2 separate regions of the Homo sapiens genome follow, and region 1 is linked to region 2. A link is an interaction called in ENCODE POLR2A ChIA-PET data of the cell type or tissue named here. Cell type or tissue: MCF 10A. All regions are shown on one strand. Links, peaks and the distances in the headings refer to the core of each region. The heading gives the core; the rest is flanking DNA. Region 1 overlaps UBR4 (ubiquitin protein ligase E3 component n-recognin 4). Region 2 overlaps UBR4 (ubiquitin protein ligase E3 component n-recognin 4).

Region 1 (2,907 bases), core at 176-2,675, 130 kb before region 2:
CTGACTCATGCACACTGTTTCTTTAAAATCAAGAGATATGACAATGTCCATTACTTCTCTATTTCCTCCTTCAAGTCTTCAAAACCAATTTTTCCCAGGTTTATCCTTAGTTGCCCAGTGCACATTATAAGTAGAGCTGAAGACCGTTCCATTTTTCCTCTGCCAATGTCTATCTTTCCCCAAAATGCATTCTTCCTGTTTCTTTATTGGAATAAGGATGTTACGTATTTCTAGGGGAGGAAGTTGGGTTCATTAGATCACAATAGGATGACACTGAACCAGGCAATTAAATGAGTTTACTCCTATATATATATATATTTTTTTTTATATATTTCATTATCAGAATGGGTATGAAAGCAATAGGCTAAGTCCATCCTTTGGGTGGGCAGTATTTCTCTTAGATTTGGTAAACCTGTTCAGCTGGAAAAAGTGGGGATAAGCAGCTCTGAACTTTGGAAATAAATCAGGAACTTTGGAAATAAACCCAGTAAAATAACATCAAATGACAGAGTGGGAAAGCCTTAGAAAAACAAATAAGAAAGTATAAGGGTGGGGCCAGGCGTGGAGGCTCATGCCTGTAATCCCAGCACTTTGGGAGGCCAAGGCAGTGGATCACGAGGTCAGGAGTTTGAGACCAGCCTGACCAACATGGTGAAACCCCATCTCTACTAAAAAAAAAATACAAAAATTAGCCAGGCGTGGTGGCACGCACCTGTAATCCCAGCTACTCAGGAGGCTGAGGCAGGAGAATCGCTTGAACCTGGGAGGTGGAGGTTGCAGTGAGCTGAGATAGTGCCACTACATTGTAGCCTGGGCGACAGAGCGAGACTCTGTCTCAAAAAAATAAAGTATAAGGCTGGAAGTAAAGGAAAAACTAAGTATATGAGGTAGAAACAGGGGGATTTAGTAGGGAGTTTTCTGCTGTACATGTGAGCCTTAAAACTGTGTTTAGTCACCAGCAACTTTTGAGTGCTGCTTGTTGTGGAAAGGTTTTTATTTTCTCCTTTTTATGTACCCTGACAAATGGAAAAGGACCCTTAGTGGGCAGGAGGATCCTTGCACACATCATAGATGCTCCATAAATATTTTTTTCTTGGTGAAGGAGTTATTCTAAGGGACTAATCTTTGATACATACCCATTTATCCTTGATCTGCATATAGCAAAGTGCTCGCAATGCCAGACTCTCAAGTGTTATTCAAGGTGATTCATCACCGACATTGGCACCTTCCAAATAGTGACTTGTCCTTTTGGCTCCTGTGTTCATTTGGCAGGCAGATAGTCTTGCAGGCAGTGAATGGAGTGTTCACTCTGTTTACATTTCCCTTCTTAGGATGATACTTTTTTTTTTTTTTTGAGTTGGAGTCTTACTCTTTTGCCCAGGCTGGAGTGCAGTGGCACAATCTCAGCTCACTGCAATTCCACCTGCCGGGTTCAAGCAATTCTCGTGCCTCAGCCTCGTGAGTAGCTGGGACTACAGGTGGGTGCCACCACACCTGGCTAATTTTTGTATTTTTATTAGAGACGGGGTTTCACCATATTGGCCAGGCTGGTCTCGAACTCCTGGCCTCAGATAATCCACCAGCCTCTGTCTCCCAAACTGCTGGGATTACAGGCTTGAGCCACCAGCTACAATGCGTCCCACCATAGGTTGATACTTCTGCTGGGGATTGACTCACTAAGTAAACTGTTCAACCACACTGTTGTTCTTTCCATTTAATAAAATATATTTTAGTCTTTGCTTTACCTTCATGTTTCTTTCTTTTTTTTTTTCTCTGAGACGGAGTCTCGCTGTCACCCAGGCTGGAGTGCAGTGGCCCGATCTCGGCTCACTGCAGCCTCTACCTTCTGGGTTCAAGCAATTCTCTACCTCAGCCTTCTGAGTAGCTGGGATTACAGGCGCGTGCCACCACCTGCTAATTTTTGTAATTTTAGTAGAGACAGGGTTTCACCATCTTGGCCAGGCTGGTCTTGAACTCCTGATCTCGTCATCCACCTGCGTGGACCTCCCAAAGTGCTGGAATTGCAGGCATGAGCCACCACACCCGGCCAGCCACCGTGCCCGGCCCATGTTTCATCAATTGTGGATTAGCACCTGATTTGATACAATGACTTTAAATGTATCCAGCCTTTAAACCTAGTTGGTCTCTAGATTTTTTCAGAAGAGGGCATTTCCCCAGCTAAGGATAAGGGATGTGGTTAAAAAAAAAAATCACCGACTCTTTTGTGATCTCGCTTTAGTCTACAGTCAGGGGGATGGTGTAGGGGATAACTCTGTTATCCAGTGAATTTTGGACTTTAGCACTGATCATATGACTTCTTATCTTGAGTTGTTGATTCCTTTTAAGTTACTGCATTACAGGCCAGCCTTATTTGGTCTAAAATTGGTTACTTTAGTCTGTATTCCCACTAACAGTATATTGAGTATTCTGGTCTGCCCCTTTTTGGCTATCAATAATGAAGGCATATTAGCTGTTGGTCTTTGCCAGTCAGTAATATAGAACAGATTGATATCCTGTTAGGTCTTTACTTGCATTTCGTTAGTTCTGCTTGACTTTGAAAATGTTTTCTGTTTGTTAGTCTCTGCTTCTTCCCTAGCCTGATGACCTTGAATGAGATATTTAATTTTAATTCTCTAAGCTTCACCTTCCCAATCTTTTTTTGAGATGAAGTCTTGCTCTATCACCCAGGCTGGAGTGCAGTGGTTCAATATCGGCTCACTGCAACCTCTGCCTCCCAGGTTCAAGCAATTCTCCTGCCTCAGCCTCCTGAGGAGCTGAGACTATAGGCACGTGCCACCACGCCCAGCTGATTTTTGTATTTTTAGTGGTGACGGGTTTTCACCATACTGGCCAAGCTGGTCTTGAACTCCTGACCTCAGGTGATCCACCTGTCTCATCTTTCCCAGT
Region 2 (2,851 bases), core at 352-2,851:
GCTGCCACTGAAAGCCCTGGGAAAGATGCGTAAATAGCAAGTCACCGATAACGAGAACAGCAGCTCTAACATGTACTGAGCACCCCCTCTTTCCCCGACATGGGCTGTTCACTGTATGTGATCTCAGCCCTCGAGGCAGCCCTATATGAGGCAGGAGCTTTGGTTATCCCCATTTTATAGATGGGGTAAATGAGGCTCTGAAGATCAAATAAGTGGCCAAGGGAACATAGCTAGAAAGTGATAGCATCCCTGTTTGAGTCTGTTTTTTAATGGCAGTTCAGAGAATTAACATGCAAATTGGAATGCCCCTGTCTTCCTCCTGCGTCTTAGGTCACAGTTGACCCCAGGGAGGCATGGGCGACCCAGCAGGGCCGCTCTGAACTGTGGGTGTGGGAGACGTGGTCAGACAATTCCTTATCCTACTGCTAGTAAAATTGAAATTCTTTGTGTAACAAATTTGTCATTCTAATTGCAAACAAACACATTAGAATTGGTTTGTATTTCATAACCAAGCACCAAGTGACAGCAGGGGGAGGTGACTTGGCCCGTGCCTGGGAAATCCACCTAGGGTTAAAAGACAGTGCCCTGTGAGGTTGTGGGCGCCGCGGCATTACAGCCCCCATCAGAGCACCCGCCCTACAAAGGTCAGCTCCCCAGAGCCAACGCACAGGTAACCAAACCTGCCAGCTCTTTTTTATGATCTTGTTTCATTTTTTTATGGCATTCGTTGTGGGAATTTTGTAAAGTATAAAGAAGCAGGAAAACAAACTCCCCCCAGATCCCACTGTTAGGAGAACGCCTCTGCTAACATTTTCTCTATCTTGTTATCCTCTGGGAATGAGACCCACTAAAGGGCTAGAGTGTTGCTCAGTGTGAATTCCTCTTTCTTCCCAGCTCAGAGCCAGCTGACCGATTTTCCCAAACAGCTCTGTGCCTCCGCATTGGCTGCCCCTTGCAGTGTCCTCAGCGGAAGCTCTGTGCTGGGATGGTCTTCGTCGACCTGGTGCCTGCCTCCGCGTCTGGGCGGGCCTGTGCTAACACTGCTCACCTCTGTGTGTTTGTTAACTCCACCACCTCTTTACGGCTCCCACTGGCTCTGTTTCAGCCTAGATGTTTCACCAGCATCATACCTTAGCACATGCCTCGCGTTCTTCCCAGAAAGTCAGCCCTGGGACCAGGTGGGCTGGTAAAGTCCTCAGTGCTGGGCCCTGTGCCTGTTGCATGAGCCTGTGTCACTGTGACTGTGGAAGTTGGAGCTAGTGAGAGGAGGAGGAGGTGGGCAGAGGAAGGAGGGTCCCTTGGGCTCGAGCTCCACATCAGCCCTGAGCTGCTGGCAAGCACCCCTGGCCTGCAGCCAGGGAGAGCCAGAGCCTTTGCCAGGCAGCGAGCCTCCGTGCCTTCCACTCCTAGGTCAGGTTTTGACAGCACCACTTTATTACTTTGTTTAAGCTGTTAGAAAATTTCAGAACATCAGACACACCCTATTCAAATGTGAGAACAAAAACACCTTCCAGCAGTGCCTGCTTCTGGAACAGGACTCCTCCTGCGGAACAGGGTTTTGCTCAATGACTACCTCCCCGGTCATGCTGCTGTCCAGTGAGCAGCCGGGCCAGAGCTTGTCGGACCGCAGTGTGTTCTCTGCTAGATGCGGCAGCTGTGACTCAGGGGGAATGGGGGCTGTATGCCTGCTCCTGACACACCTCTGCCCGTTGTGCTTTGCAGGTCTTTTATCAGAAATCACCGATCCAGAGAGCTTCCTGAAGGACCTGTTGAACTCAGTCCCCTGACCACCACACAGCAGCTGCGGCGGCGAAGACGAAGCTGGCTTGCCTTCCACCCTCTGTTCTCCCTCCTTGTGCATTAAGTTCCCTCCGCGGGATGCTGCATTGTTACCCCGCCCTCCCCTCTCTCATTTTTCTTGGTGTGGCTTGGGGTTTTTAGGCTTCCTGTTTTATCTCGTGTGTGTGGTGCACCAGCTATGAGGTTGTCTGTAACCCAAGCCATCAAAGGGCCTGTACATACCTAGGAGCCATGAGTTGTCCCGGCCAGCTTCATACTTGAGTGTGCACATCTTGAGAAATAAACAAGTGACTTAACACACATTGAAAAGGAAGGTGTTGCCTGCTGCTTCAACTCGTCCTCAGTGGCGCAGGCCAAATGGTTTCCCTTGAATGCACAGCCATTTCCGGCGTCAGCCCGGGAAGACTCATGTCAGACCCGCTGTCTCCAGGCCTGTTGTCAGCGCTAAGTGCAACCTGTCTATTCTTGGCCAGCAAGTTGGGGCACCACATTGGATGGCTCTGATTTTTCCCAAAACAAAGCCCATGCCTTGCTCTTAATTTTTTGGCCTTAAGAGCTGGAACCCAAAGACACGTGGAGCCCAGAGCTTTCCTAGCCCTCGGCTGAAGGAAGGCTCGCGGAGTAGGGCACAGTCTTGTTGGACCACAGAGGCCTGGGGAGCATTTGACATTCTCATGCTGCTGTGAATCGGGAATCCCTTGGTGACTTCTCTCCAGGGTTGTCATGTTAAGAGAGGGCCTGGGGCAGACTTAGGATCAGGATAAAGAGAGTGGCTGCTATTGACATTGCCAAGCACCCAGTGTATCTTATTTCTAATCTCTTTGCCCATGAGCCAGAGCCGCTTGCCCAAGGGCTCCCAGCCAGGGGCTGTGGAGTTGTCAGGTTTGTGCCTCCGAAGCTGTGTCCTGACCACTGTGGCTGCCGCTCCTGGAGGCCTCAGACCTGCTCCCCTACACACGTGGGCAGCAGGACTCCCGAGGGCCTCTCCCCAGACTTCGGGAGAAGGCTCACCTCGTGGGAGGGAGGGCTCGCTCATGCCCATCTCCTTTCG

The links. ChIA-PET counts read pairs that join two places held together with the same protein. Peaks named below come from ENCODE experiments on the same cell type or tissue, not always from the same donor. Only the 100,000 strongest peaks of a DNase experiment are listed, where the experiment ranks them.
Region 1: POLR2A ChIA-PET joins it to region 2 with 5 read pairs; 5 of 35 experiments call an interaction of 5 or more read pairs at or near these places.

Annotation. Positions count from the first base shown.
Region 1 is chr1:19,201,947-19,204,853 of GRCh38, reverse strand. All of the region lies in intron 1 of UBR4 (ubiquitin protein ligase E3 component n-recognin 4), which reads left to right. Among named protein-coding and RNA genes, the nearest start is that of UBR4, 6.9 kb to the left of the region's middle. RefSeq lists an enhancer at 2,016-2,517. In MCF 10A, for the core only: no CTCF peak of the experiment used is centred there; a DNase peak (open chromatin) is centred at 1,233.
Region 2 is chr1:19,073,768-19,076,618 of GRCh38, reverse strand. It overlaps UBR4 (ubiquitin protein ligase E3 component n-recognin 4), which reads left to right. Exons shown (of 106, transcript NM_020765.3): 106 at 1,723-2,109. The coding sequence ends at 1,787. Among named protein-coding and RNA genes, the nearest start is that of IFFO2, 120 kb to the right of the region's middle. In MCF 10A, for the core only: no CTCF peak of the experiment used is centred there; a DNase peak (open chromatin) is centred at 1,488.